2 separate regions of the Homo sapiens genome follow, and region 2 is linked to region 1. A link is a contact called in ENCODE Hi-C or POLR2A ChIA-PET data. All regions are on one chromosome and are shown on one strand. Each heading gives the region's core, a stretch centred on a gene start or an enhancer-like site at or near the end of the contact. The rest is flanking DNA. Distances are from core to core; before and after follow the strand shown.

Region 1 (6,929 bases), core at 2,076-4,575:
CCACCACGCCCAGCTAATTTTTGTATTTTTAGTAGAGATGGGGTTTCACCATGTTGGCCAGGCTGGTTCTCAAACTCCTGACCTCAAGTAATCCACCCACCTCAGCCTCCCAAAGTGCTGGGATTACAGGCGTGAACCACCACGCCCGGCCCTGCTGTTTCCTTTTCTAACCAGTGGTCTACAATTGAGACTAGGCTTCCTTGCCCATGTTTGTGAAGTTTAGCAACAGAATCACATCTAAAATTGTTATTCACCTACGGAGAGAAAGTTGGCCAAGGCCAAGCACAGTGCCTAAAGCCTGTAATTCCAACATTTTGGGAAGCTGAGGCAGGAGGATCACTCGAGCCCAGGAGTTTGAGACCAGCCTGGGCAACATAGCAAGACCCCATCTCTCCAAAAATAAAACCAGGCCAGGTGCAGTGACTCACGCCTACAATCCCAGCACTTTGGGAGGCTGAGATGGGAGGATCACTTGAGCTCAGGAGATCGAGACCAGCCTGGGCAACATAGTGAGACCTTGTCTCTTAAAACAATTTAAAAATTAGCCAGGTGTGGTGGCGTATGCCTGTAGTCCCAGCTACTCGGGTGGCTGAAGTGGGAGGATCACTTGATCTAGGAGACTGAGGCTGCAGTGAGTGGAGCCACTATACTCCAGCCTGGACAGAGTGAGACACTGTTTCATTGGCCAGGCATGGTGGTATATGCCTGTAGTCCTAGCTACTCAGTAAGCTGAGACGGGAGAATTGCTTGAGCCCACGTGTTCAAGGTTACAGTAAACTATGGTTTCATCACTGCTGGGTGACAGAGCAAGACCCTGCCTCCAAATAAATAAATGAATGAAAGAAAGTTGGCCAAATCAGAAGGTGTAAAAAAGTAAAAGACCACTGGACTGTTAAAAAAAAAAAAGGCAAAGAGAAGAAAAAAGAGAAAAGAAAAGGAAAAGAAAAGAAAAGAAAGAAAAGTTTGCCTGTGTGAAAGTGATAAGGAAAATGTAGAGTTGAGGATCAGTTTTGTTGTTATTTTTGTTTAATGAGGGTACTATCCTAGCACTGTCTGTCACATGTACGAGCTGCAAGTCTTAGGAGGTGCAAGTCACCCAAAGGTTTCGAATCTTTTTACCTTCACACTCAACTCAGAGAATGTGACTTCCCTTGTACTGACTGTTAAGTGCCCAGAGCATCAATCTAGAAGTTTTTTGTTTTACATGCATCTCATCTCCCTTAGGAGAAGTGTATCTCATCTCTTAAAATGGAAGATTAAAATGCCCTTCTATATACTTGGTGGTATCAGAAGAAGAATACTAAGCTGTACCTATTAGAGAGCCTGAGTGAAAAAGGTTTTCTGCTGCTATTTTAATTTGAAGGCATATTTTACAGGGTCACTATTATTTCTACCCCCTGTAACAAGTTTATTTCCATTTTATTGCTTCTAGGGAATTTCCCTTTGTCTCTATTCCACACTCTCTCTCCATCCTGCCTGCTGCCCTGGCAACATGCTATAAGGGAAAACCACACATGGGATTGAAAGTCAGATTATCTGGGTTCTATTCTAATTCAGTCACATATTACTTTAAGTGATTAAACTTCACAACCTCAGTTTCCACAACTGTATATAGAGATTACATCTAAACTTCATGGGACTGTTGTAAGGATTATATAAAAATATACATTAAATGCCTAAGCACATAATGCCTGAACGAAAATATACCCTACACATATTAATTCAATTTTCTTTTCATCACTGTACACATTCTTTTTTTTTTTCCTCTCTCTCTCTCTCTCTCTCTCCCCCCCCCCCCCCCACAATCAGGAAGCCCTGGGGGGGGGGGCGGGGGGGGGGAACACCTTGAGAAAGTAACTTGCCCAGTTACAGCAGAAATAATTTTAAATAAGTACTAAGAGAGGTGGATGGGTGGGGCCAGAGGTATAATAAGGCAGCATCCAAAAGGGCAAGGAAGATGCCCAAGTCAGAATAATCAGGCTCTGTGCCAGTTCTGCCTCCCACCCCTAAGCCCTAAGTTCCTTCTTGTAGCTATAACTATGTCTATCTCCTTCTTTTACTAAGTCACACTTGCCAACATGTCTCACGTCAAAGTCTACATTATTAAAAACAAACAGGAGGCTGGGCACAGTGGCTCACGGCTGTAATCCCAGCGCTTTGGGAGGCCGAGGCGGGCAGATCACGAAGTCAGGAGTTCGAGACCAACCTGGCAAACATGGTGAAACCCTGTCTCTACTAAAAATACAAAAATTAGCCAGGCGTGGTGGCGTACGCCTGTAGTCCCAGCTAATCAGGAGGCTGAGGCAGGAGACTTGCTTGAACCCGGGAGGTGGAGGCTGCAACGAGCTGAGATTGCGCCACTGCACTCCACCCTGGGCGACAGAGCGAGACTCCATCTCAAAAAATAATAATAAATAATAAATAAAAACAAACAGTCATGGTGGCTTGCGCCTGTAATCCCAGCACTGTGGGAGGCCAAAGTGGGTGGATCACTTGAGGTCAGGAGTTCGAGACCAGCCTGATCAACATGGTGCAACCCCATCTCTAAACACAAAAATTAGCTAGGCATGGTGGCACACATCTGTAGTCCCAGCTACTCAGGAGGCTGAGGCAACGAGAATTGCTTGAACCCGGGAGGCGGAGGTTTCAGTGAACTGAGATCACACCACTGCACTTCAGCCTGGGCAAGAGAGCAAGACTCCATCTCAAAAAAAAATTAAAATTAAAATTAAAACTCACTCACATTCACACACCAGGTAGTACAATGGGCAGTAGAATCCTGAGTTCTACTCTTGTCTCTCCAACTTACTAGAATAGTTTCCTCATTTGTAACACAGAAATGACAATGTGTCTTGACTACAAGATTATAAGGACCAAACAGAAGAATGTATGTGAAAGTACTTTGTACACAATAAAACATGGTTATTGTCATAGGTACAGTGGGTCTACCTTTGGCCAGTTTAGGTGTTAGGTTTTACTTTAAAAAGGCCTCAGTTCTACAATACTCTATTTCTGTGATCCAAGGCTGCCTATTTCCAGTTCAAGTCCTCTTCTTCCTGGCAGCTGAAAATTTTATATTGTCATCCTAATTTCACTTGATTCCCTGATTTTTGCAAGGTTCCTCAAATTTCTCTAACCAAATGGGCTCCATGTCTCCAAAATGGTAACTAAAGACCACTAGAACTGATCACCTCTACCTGTCCTTTTGGTTCTAATATTCTAAGATTCTTGGGCCTATGTTCCCAATGCACTTTGTCTGTATCTCTACTTGAGCAATTTTCTTAGTCTACTTTGCATTACAGGTTTATCTGACACCATCTCCTAAAGAAAAAGCCACAGGTAGGTTGTCCTATGTTGTTTTATATTCCCCGTAGCAATTAACGTGGAGCTTCACAAAAGTATTAGTTGAATTGACTTGATGCTAATTTCTCATTTTTTTATACTTACTATCCCTACTACACCATAATTATAGACCACCTTATTCTTTTGTACTGCCATTGGCCTGGTACAGTGTGAAATAAACAGTCAACATTTTTTTTAACGACCTGATGTGACTAGCTCTTTTTTTTTTTTTTTTTTTTTTTTTGAGACAGGGTATCACTCTGTTGCCCAGGCTACGGTGAAGTGGCACAATCACAGCTCACTATAACCTCGAACTCCTGGGCTCGAGCAATCCTCCTGCCTCAGCCTCCTGATTAGCTAGGACATAACTGAAAGTGAAAGCAAGTATGACAACTCAGATCTTAGTTTTAGCTTTAAAAATAACAAGCTATGGGTGTGACCTTAGGCAAACTGCTTCATTTCTCCAGGCCTCATTAAGATATCTCTTACAACTTTTAAACAAAGTCTGGAGAGGATGTTGAGAGGAATCAAGTAAGAATAAGCCCTTCTGAAAAACCCTAGGTTTATCTCTAGTATAGCACTTATCATTCTGTATTATAATTGTCTACTTGTTACTCTCCTGTACCAAACCCCGAGCTCCTGAAAGGCCAGAATTATGTATTTCATCTCTGAATCCAAGCATGTGCATAGAACGTGGCACACAGTAACAGTTCAGTAAATGTTCAATGGCCAAACTACTGAAAATTATAAGTGCCTATACTTACGAAGACTCTTATGTATAAATGGACTTATATAAACTTATAAGAAAGAATAATTCATCTCCCTCATGTACAACCCTTTCAAATAACATTAAATAAAAGTATTTTTCTTATTATCACCAGCTCAAGTCCAGGTTTTGTTTTTTGTTGGTAGTTTTTTTTTTTTTTAAAGACAGAGTCGTGCTCTGTCACCGAAGCTGGAGTGCGGTGGAGCAATCGTGGCTTCCTGCAGTCTCAACCCCCTGGACTCAAGCAAATCCTCCCCGCTCAGCTCCCAGAGTAGCTGGGACTACAGGGATGTGTCACCACAACAAGCTAAGTTTTGTAAGTTTTGTAGAGATGGGGTTTCACCATGTTGCCCAGGCTGGTCTCAAACTCCAGAGCTCGAGCAATTCACCCACCTCAGCCTCCCAAAATGCTGGAATTATAGACATGAGACACGGCACCAGCCTAGGAAGTCCAATTATTGAATGCCCAGAATCATCTGAAATTCAGGATCCCTAGAAGATATCCTGACAAGGGCCTCAGAAGTGCATGCCTCCTACGCTCTAAATAATATACCTCCTAATAAATAAATAAACATATATATATGGAGACAGGTCTCTCTGTCACCCAGGCAGGAGTGCAATGGTGCAATCATGGCTTAATGCAGCCTTAAGCTCCTGGGCTCAAGAGACCCTCCCACCTCAGCCTCCCAAGTATCTGTGCACCAAAATGCCCAGCTAATTTTTTTTATTTTTATTTTTTTGTAGAGACAGGGTCTTGCTATGTTGCCCAGGCTGGTCTTGAACTCCTGGCCTCAAACGATCCTCTTCTCTCGACCTCCCAAAGTGCTAGGATTACAGGCATGAGCCACTACGCCTGACAATAATACCTAATGCTTATACATTATTTCATAGTTCAAAGCACTTTCACATCCATACTCTCAATCCTTAATAATGACCCCATAAGGATATTATCAAATTCATTTTATATGTTGAAGAAATTGAGGCTCATATTTTAAATACTTTGCTAACCTAAGGCAAGCTGATATCAACTAAAGGAGGGCTTTCATATTTAGCCTCTCTTGCTTCAGTGCCCAAAAGAGGCAGAAACAAGAACACCACCATCTCCACTCCCCTGGCCTCTACAAACGAGGTGGATCAGACCACTATCTGCTATTGCTTTACTGAGCTGACTACCTCTTAAGTTTTTCTCGTCTCCATAAAAATCAGTTACCCAGAGTATTTTATTATGTCTTAAGCAAAAAATAAGACCAGCCCAGGGAGAAAAATCCCCAAGATTACAAACAACCACATTTATAAGCTGCTGGCTTATATCTTTATAAACAAAGCTAAAAAAATAAGGGGAAAACCTGCTCCAATGGGGAGCTGTAAACCCTACTGACCAAACAGCCCCTTGGCACTTAGGTAGGTAGTTATATACAGCTAATTTAGTCTGTAATAGTTTTTGTACTTCTTCAATAATTTGTACTGCCTATTGTTTTCTCCATACCATTCTAAATGCCTCAAGAGCAGAGATCACATCTTCTAGTTAATTTACATCTGTTCCTGTACAATGACCATATAGTACCCAAACCAAAATTGGTTTTTCTGGCCTAGAAATTTATATAAAGTCTTATCCAAATTTAAAAATTAAAATACATAGGCTAGGCACAGTGGTTCATGCCTGTAATCCCAGCACTTGGGAGACCAAGACAGAAGGATCACTTGAGGCCAGGAGTTCAAGACTAGCCTGGGCAACATAGTAAGACCTTGTCTCTATAAAAAATAAAACAAAATTAGTCAGGCGTAGTGGCACACACCTGTGGTCCCAGCTACTTGGGAGGCTGAAGTGGGAGGATAGCTTAAGCCCCAGAGGTCAAGGCTGCAGTGAGCCGAGATCAAGTCACTGCACTCCAGATGACAGAGCAAGACCCTGCCTCAAACATTAAAAAGTAGTCTGGGCATGGTGGCTCACGCCTGTAATCTCAGCACTTTGGGAGGCCAAGGCAGGTGGATCACCTGAGGTCAGGAGTTTGAGACCAGCCTGGCCAACATGGTGAAACCCCCCCTCTACTAAAAATACAAAAATTAACTGGGTGTGGTGGCGCACGCCTGTAATCTCAGTTACTCAGGAGGCTGAGGCAGGAGAATTGCTTGAACCCAGGAGGCAAAGGTTGCAGTGAGCTGAGATCATACCACTGCACTCCAGCCTGGGTGACAGAGCAAGAGTCTGTCTTAAAAATAAATAAATTAATTAATTAATTAATTAATTTTAAAAAGACTTTAAGTAATTGACATTCTTCAACTGAGTAACATTTATAAAATCAACAGTTTCTAATAAAGAAACACCAAAAGACACTTAACACCTACAATGGTGCCAGGCATACATTTGAGTGGGCACTCAATAAAGTTGTGCTGAATGAATGATAACTGAGAGCTTAAAATCCATTAAAAACCACTTAAGGCAGAATAAAATATCCAGGACAAGAGCCAAAAGAAATGACTAGAGACTGTCAAGTTAATTGGAAAAATAAGATTCTAAGGTAGTTCCACTCAAAGTCATACTTAGGGTACCACAAGTGAACACTCTGGATTCAAGCACCACATTATATGTACAGCCAGAGTGAATGCATTAGGGCAGTGACTTAGCACGAGGGTTCTCTCTGCTCAGACCAGCAGCATGCAACCAGCAGCAGCTTGCCCCTTCCCCCAGTTAGTCCCCATTACCAACGCCCTGAAGCCTAGTCACAGAACTACAGCAGTTAAGCCAGGCAGTACTAAAAGTTAGAAGGAAATGAGCATGCCACCTGACACTTTTCTGGCACAGGCTAAGCCGATTAGTTTA
Region 2 (6,929 bases), core at 1,409-3,908, 280 kb after region 1:
CTTGGCCTCCCAATGTGCTGAGATTACAGGCATGAGCCACTGTGCCTGGCAAGACTTTGTGATAGTTGCACAACTCCCTCCCTCCCAAGATGTTTTTGCACTATTCTTTAGGGTAGGAGCCAGGAAGTCAGGAAGTCTCTGTCTTCATTCCTCTGCTCTTCTCACCTCCTTTTTCAATAACCCATCAGAATCTGCCAGCCAGCCCCTATATCTCTGTTGAGAAAAAAGTGGACTCATCAGAGTTGAAAAAATTAAGGTCCCCTCCTGGAGTGAAATTAAGACCCACTCGAGGGTCTTACCAAACTGAGCCCTTGTGGAAGCGCCCAGAGAGCTGCTGCATTTCCTCACTCCAGGAGGCACCATTTACATTAGTAGCTTGGTACCTCCTGTAATTATACAGTGCACAGCCTGGGCAGCTGCGCCAGGCAGCCTTGGGGCCTGGATCCACAGCTGCTTCTCATGTTCACTTTCAGGCTGTGGACATGCTACTTCCTTTCAGGAAGAAGAGGATTCTGGACTTCTGACAAAGTCTCTCAGGCCCAGGGAGTTGTGTCTGAGAGTGAGGCTAACTGAGTAGCCCAGGCTTCTCAGGATCAACAACCTGGAGTTACCAGAGAATCCCATCCAACATCCTGCTGGGCACAGCTCAGTGTGGACTCTGCTGGTGACCTCCCTGTCCCCCACCTCTTGCTGTTTGGCCTGACCTTGGATCTCCTCTTTCACCCCAGACCCCTGGACCTTTGGGATTTTTGCATTCTCTAGAGACTTGAGGTTCCTCAAAAGTGCCTCCATGCATACCGGTGAGGTGGGCTGGGGATGGTAAACTCTGTTCTTGTAAGGTTTACATTTTGAATTTCTAAAAATTTTGTCCAAAGGGATTCATTTCCTAGCTTTTATTTATTTTTAATGCAGTTTGAAACTTACTGTCCTAGATTAATCTAGCCTTAATTCTACCCGACCCTGCCTGACAACTGGGTTGCCTGGCAGCATGGTGGAGGGACAGGGAAGCTGAGATCCAAGCAGATTTCTCCTGGAGTCAGATTGCAGCAGGAGGTTTGGGTGAGGAAAGGCTGGACAGGGCGTGAACTCGCGGGGCTGTTGGCATCCAAAACGGATGTTCCTGCCCCCAAGCCTGATCCTGGTCACAGGGTTCCCACCTGAACAGTCACAATAGCCCCAAAACTGGTTTCCCTGTGTCCTCTTCCCCCACTATAATCCATTTGCCAAAGAGCCGCCAGAGGGACTTTTCAAAAATTCACAGCGGATCAAGTCACTCCCCTGCCTCTAACCCTCCAACACAGGGGTTCCCACCCCCTGGGGCCACGGACTGGTACCAGTCTGTGGCCTGTTAGGAACCGGGCCACACATCAGGAGGTGGGCCCTGTTGTGAACTGCGCATGTGAGGGATCTAGGTTGCACGCTCCTTACGAGAATCTAATGCCTGATGATCAGAGGTGGAACAGTTTCGTCTTGAAACCATCCCCTACAAACCCTGGTCCATGGAAAAACCGTCTTCTATGAAACCAGTCCCTGGTGCCAAAAAGGTTGGGGACTGGTGGTGTAACAGCTTCCAATTATTTTTAGCATAAAGTAAAACTCCTGGCCGGGTGCAGTGGCTCATGCCTAAAGTCCCAGCACTTTGGCAGATCGAGGTGGGAGGATCACTTTGGTCAGGAGTTTGAGACCAGCCTGGCCAACATGGCGAAACACTGTCTGTACTAAACATATAAAAATTAGCTGGGTATGGTGGCGCATGCCTGTAATCCCAGCTACTCAAAAGGCTGAGGCACAAGAATCGCTTGAACCCGGGAGGTGGAGGCTGTAGTGAGCTGAGATCATGCCATTGCACATCAGCCTGAGTGACCGAGTGAGACTGTGTTTCCAAAAAAACAAACAAAAACAAAACCAAAAGCTCACCACAGCCTCCCAGCCCCTGCACGTCCTGCCCCTACCCACTTTCTGATGTAATCTCATGCCATGCTCTCCGCATGGTTTACGGAAGGCCTCCACAGCACTGCTTCTTTCTGTTCCTTAAACATACCCATCCCTCCCACTGCCGGGCCTTTGCACAGGCTGGTCTTCCTTCCTGGAATGCTCTTCCTCCTCCAGGTCTCAGCTCGCATGAGGGAGGCCTTCCCTCACCACCTCAGCTGAGGCTGATGGTCCCCGCCCTGTAATTCTCTAGCACATCACCTGATTTCTCGCTTTTACAGCACTTATCCAAGTGTATGATTAGCTTGTTTATGTGTTTATAAACATCGTCTGCCTCCATCTCCAGATTACAGGCTCCAGAGTATTGGGACCCTGTCACGGGTTCACCACTGCATTCCAGCTCCTGTAACAGTGCTCTAGGTGGACACTTGATACATCATTGCTAAATGGATGGATAAATGAATAAATGAATGAATACATGATGAATTGAGGAACTGACCACAGAGAGATGAAAGGCACACCCAGAGGGTCCCCCAGGGCTGAAATGTGGAAAGAGGAAGGTCCTCTTTGGAAGGACAGTGGCCCCACTCTCTGGGCCTAAGAGAGGGATCTCTCTCTCTGGGAGTACGAGAGGGATCTCTCTCAAAGCCAGCCTCTGTCAACTCCCAGGACCCAGGCAACGCCATCTCCTGCAGCTGGGATGGTGTCTCGCTGACCTGTGCGTGCCATTGCACATTCTCAACAGCTATGACTCACCACAGGAAAACTGTCAGGGGAGCCTGCAGCATGCTGCTTTGAAGGAGCCCCAACGAATGACAGTAATAATGGTGGTCGTTTTTGAAACGACTGCACTGAGTTGGTTTACTTATTAAGAACCTAGTCTCTGGAGCCAAACTCCCAGGTTCACAGCCTGAGACCAACACTTTGTAGCTATGTGACCTTGGGTGAGTTCCTTAACCCCTAGGTGCCTCAGTTTTTTTCACACGTAAAATCGGAATAATAATAGTACCCATCTTATGGGGCAGATGAAAGCAACTAAGTGACAAAGTATTAGGCAGTTTACATAGATAACCAGGTTTCATATGAGTATTATTACAAAGTATTATGTATTTATTGAGCATTTACATGGTTTGGGAACAGTGCTGGGTATTTCATTACCTCATTTAATCCTCACAATGACCTTGAAAGGGGTTCATAATTGTCTCCATTTTACAGATCAGTAGACTGAAGCTCAGAGAGCTGAACTGAATTATCCATCCAAGTTACTGCCCCAAGTTATCCATCCAACTAGCAAAGGGTATAGTCAGACCACGAACCTGCCTGTCGCCCTTCCAAATTCTTTTCAACACATCAACTGTGTCTTTAAAAGAGAGGTTTCCAGAGTCCTCCTACCTGAGCAAGACTAGGCTGTTTGGAGCATTTCTTCCCACCTTCCTGGCAGGGCACACCCAGCCCTGGTCCCGCCTCCCCGGTTAGGAGCTGGCTGGCTGGCTGGAATTCGTGTCTGGGCAGCATTTCAGGCAGCCACACTCATTTTGCTTTCAATGCACACGCCTGGGAACTGAGCCAAACTGCAGAGAGGGCATCATCGGCCGGGGTGGGAGGTTGGATTTATCAACAGCTTCCTTCTGCTCCCCGGATGTGCCCGCACCGCACCAGTCCTTAGAAAATCCTCCTGCCCCAGGTCTGAGTAGAGGCATCTGGAGGCCGGGCCCGCTGCTTCTGTGCGCCACCTCGAGGGCATTTCAGTTACTGCATCAGCGAGCATGCTCTGCAAATGGCAAATCATTCTGATAGCCAGGTAAAAGGACAACTGAGAACAGTCAACTTTCTCCCCTGTCAACATGGTATCCTCCGTGGTCTGCTTCCTGGTACTCCAGCTACAGTTCCCAGAGCATCGTGCTCACTCCCACTTCCACACCTTTGGGTGTGCCATTTCTTTCTGCTTGAAATGACTCTCCTGACTCGCCTCCCAAACTCCTCCTATTGACTTTCCATTCTCAGCTCAAATACTTTCTCTTCCACGAAGCCTCCTTTGACTTTTATAGTCATATTGAGACATGCTTCCTATGTTCCCACGGTGTTTTATACCTACCCCTTTCTAAAAACATGCATTTTGGTGTCTGCCTCTGCACTCATGGTTAGCCCTAAGAAGGGAGAGGTGATGAGTTTCAACCTTTGCCTGGCCTTACAGGTCAAAAATGGGTGAGCTACAAATATGTTTTGTCTCCCTATTGTGTCTTAGAAAAATGTGAATATGTTGCTGATACTGAAAACTGGGAGTTTTGGCCAGGCGCGGTGGCTCACACCTGTAATCCCAGCACTTTGGGTGGTTGAGGCAGGAGGATTTCTTGAGCCCAGGAGTTCGAGACCAGCCTGGGCAACAAAGTGAGACTCTGTCTCTACAAAAAAAAAATTTTTTTTAAGTTAGCTGGGTGTGGTGGTGTGCACCTGTGGTCCTAGCTACACGGGAGGCTGGAGCAGGAGGATTGCTTGAGCCCAGGAGGTTGAGGCTGCAGTGAGCCCTGTTTATACCACTGCACTCCAGCCTGGGTGAGATCCTGTCTCAGAAAAGGTGGTGTCGGGGAGTTCCATATGAAAATCTAGGTGTCTGGCTTTTCTTTAAAAAATTGGAAGACATGGCACCCTGGACCTGCATTTCCCCAAAGCAACAATCAGCTGCAGTGGGGTAGTGGCTGCCCCCTTCAGACAGGCACATACTTTCTAGTTTGCCATGATCTCCACTAGTCACCCCGTGTATGCATGTGCTCTTGATCCCCAGAGAATGTTGAATTTGCAAGGAAGTGCTCAATAGATGTGCTTGCCAAATCAATGAATGGATGAAAGAACGGAAGAGAAAAATGAAATAGAGAAGTAAATCATGCAGGAAACAGTCTGGGTAGGAGACAAATTAATGAGATTTGCTGCCTGGCACGGTGGCTCACACCTGTAATACCAGCACTTTGGGGGGCCGAAGAGGGTGGATCACAAGGTCAAGAGATCGAGACCATCCTGGCCAACATGGTAAAACCCCGTCTCTACTAAAAATACAAAAAATTAGGTGGGCATGGTGGCACATGCCTGTAGTCCCAGCTACTTTGGAGGCTGAGGCAGGAGAATCACTTGAATCCGGGAGATGGAAGTTGCACTGAGCCGAGATCGTGCCACTGCACTCCAGCCTGGCAACAGAGCGAGACTTCATCTCAAAAAAAAAAAAAAATTAATGAGACTTCCTTGTGTCCCTTTTGGTTTCCTACCCTCAGTACTGAACCAGCAGGAAATGGCACAGCTTCTGGAAGGACAAACAGATTCTGTTTGACTGACCTTCAGAGAAAGAATGCATTAGGGGAGGGAGCCAGGAGATTTCAAGACCATGAAGACAAAGTCAGGAGAGGAGTCTGGAGGCTCAAATCCTTACATGAATGTCGAGTGTTTTGATTACAGCATCAAACCTAGAATGTCATTAGTGACCAGTGTTTCATCTGGGGATAGGATGACGCTTCATTATCCAGGAAAGTCCTTCACTCTCCGGGGCACTTGGCATCTCTGGTTCCTGCCACGAAATGTCAGGAGTATCCCCCTCCTTCTCACCTTACCCCTACTTTGGCCCAAGTCATAGTGACAACCATAAACGCCTCCACACATTTCTAAATGACCCCTGCTGAGATCCACTGGTCTAGAACCAGGATGACACTGGAACCACCATTTCTAGGCCTGACCCACATCAGACATTGCTAATTGACTACAGAACTTTTTCTACAGCCTCAGACTCCCTCTCCAATCAGCACTCCAGATAGCTTCCATGCATCAGCTGGAGCTGGCTGCCATGTTGGAGGTGTGCAATACAGCCTAGGCCCGTTGAATCTTCATAAAACCTTAAACAACCTAATTTTTGTGTCTCTAATTTTCTTTCCAATGGCAATCTTACTGATACATTAGGCTTAAAATAATTCTGCAGCTCTCACACCTACTCTCCCAGAGGCCAACACCCTTATCATCCCACCAAGGTGCCCCAAAACCCAATGTGGCCCATGGACCCTAATCGTTCTCCTTGATCTGCTGCTTGGCCACTTCCTGGCCTGGCCTGCTCTCCTTGGCCCTGTTTCTCCTGCTCTGACCTCTGACCACTCTCTTGGACCACACTTCACACCCACTCCTTTATCCACAATCTTTCCTTGGTGCCCTCATCCAGGTTCTTCAGATGTCAGTTACACACTAATGACTCTACAATTTTTGTTTTGTTTTGTTTTGTTGTGTTGTGTTTTGTTTTGTTTTGAGATGGAGTCTCGTTCCATCCCCCAGACTGGAGTGCAATGGCGCAATCTCAGCTCATGGCAACCTCCGCCTCCCGGGTTCAAGTGATTCTTTTGCCTCAGCCTCCTGCCACCACGCCCACTAACTGTTGTATTTTTAGTGCAGACGGGGTTTTGCCATGTTGGCCAGGCTGGTCTCGAACTCCTGGCTTCAAGTGATCTGCCCGCCTCGGCCTCCTAAAGTGCTGGGATTACCGGCATGAGCCACCGCACCTGGCCTTGACTCTGCAATTTATATTTCCAGCTGAGACTTTCTTCCTGAGTTGTAGCCTCATATAATCCAACTGCATATTTGACTTCTCCAACTGAATGACTAACACACGCCTCAAATCCAACACATCGAGACCTGAACTCTGGATTTTCCACCCCAAGCCTGATTTGCATAAGCACAGTCTTCCCCATGCCAATTCATGGCAACTCCATCCTTGCAGATGCTCAAGTGAAAAATCTTGGACTCATCCCTGACTCCTCTGTTTCTCTCATTCCTCACATCCAATCTGTCAGGAAGTTCTGTCAGCTTTCCTGTCAAGATATATCCGGAAACCACCCCTTCACCCCACTTCCACCATTACCTCCCTGATCCAAGCCACCATGATATCTTGCCTGAATTACCGCAACAGCCTCCTGGCTGGTGTTGCTGTTCCTTCATTCCTGGCACAGCAGCCAGAGCCATCCTGATAAATT

The links. Hi-C counts contacts between places; a loop is a spot of excess contacts on that map. ChIA-PET counts read pairs that join two places held with the same protein, here RNA polymerase II (POLR2A). Pooled maps may share reads with other maps.
Region 2: a pooled map shows a loop between it and region 1 (2.0-fold over the local background). The contact joins two enhancer-like sites. A Hi-C loop is called at or near these places in 1 of 168 maps with a recorded cell type or tissue (MCF 10A) and 5 of 50 pooled maps. POLR2A ChIA-PET finds 5 or more read pairs at or near these places in 4 of 52 experiments (CD4-positive, alpha-beta T cell, PC-3, PC-9 and 1 more).

Annotation. Positions count from the first base shown.
Region 1 is chr1:23,115,691-23,122,619 of GRCh38, forward strand. The region is part of intron 1 of LUZP1 (leucine zipper protein 1); the gene reads right to left. Among named protein-coding and RNA genes, the nearest start is that of LUZP1, 50 kb to the right of the region's middle. Within about 2 kb of position 3,326, at least 3 of the 41 ENCODE cell types and tissues checked have a DNase peak (open chromatin) inside an H3K27ac peak, as active enhancers do.
Region 2 is chr1:23,400,458-23,407,386 of GRCh38, forward strand. The region is part of intron 5 of TCEA3 (transcription elongation factor A3); the gene reads right to left. Among named protein-coding and RNA genes, the nearest start is that of TCEA3, 21 kb to the right of the region's middle. RefSeq lists an enhancer at 3,573-3,622. Within about 2 kb of position 2,659, at least 31 of the 41 ENCODE cell types and tissues checked have a DNase peak (open chromatin) inside an H3K27ac peak, as active enhancers do.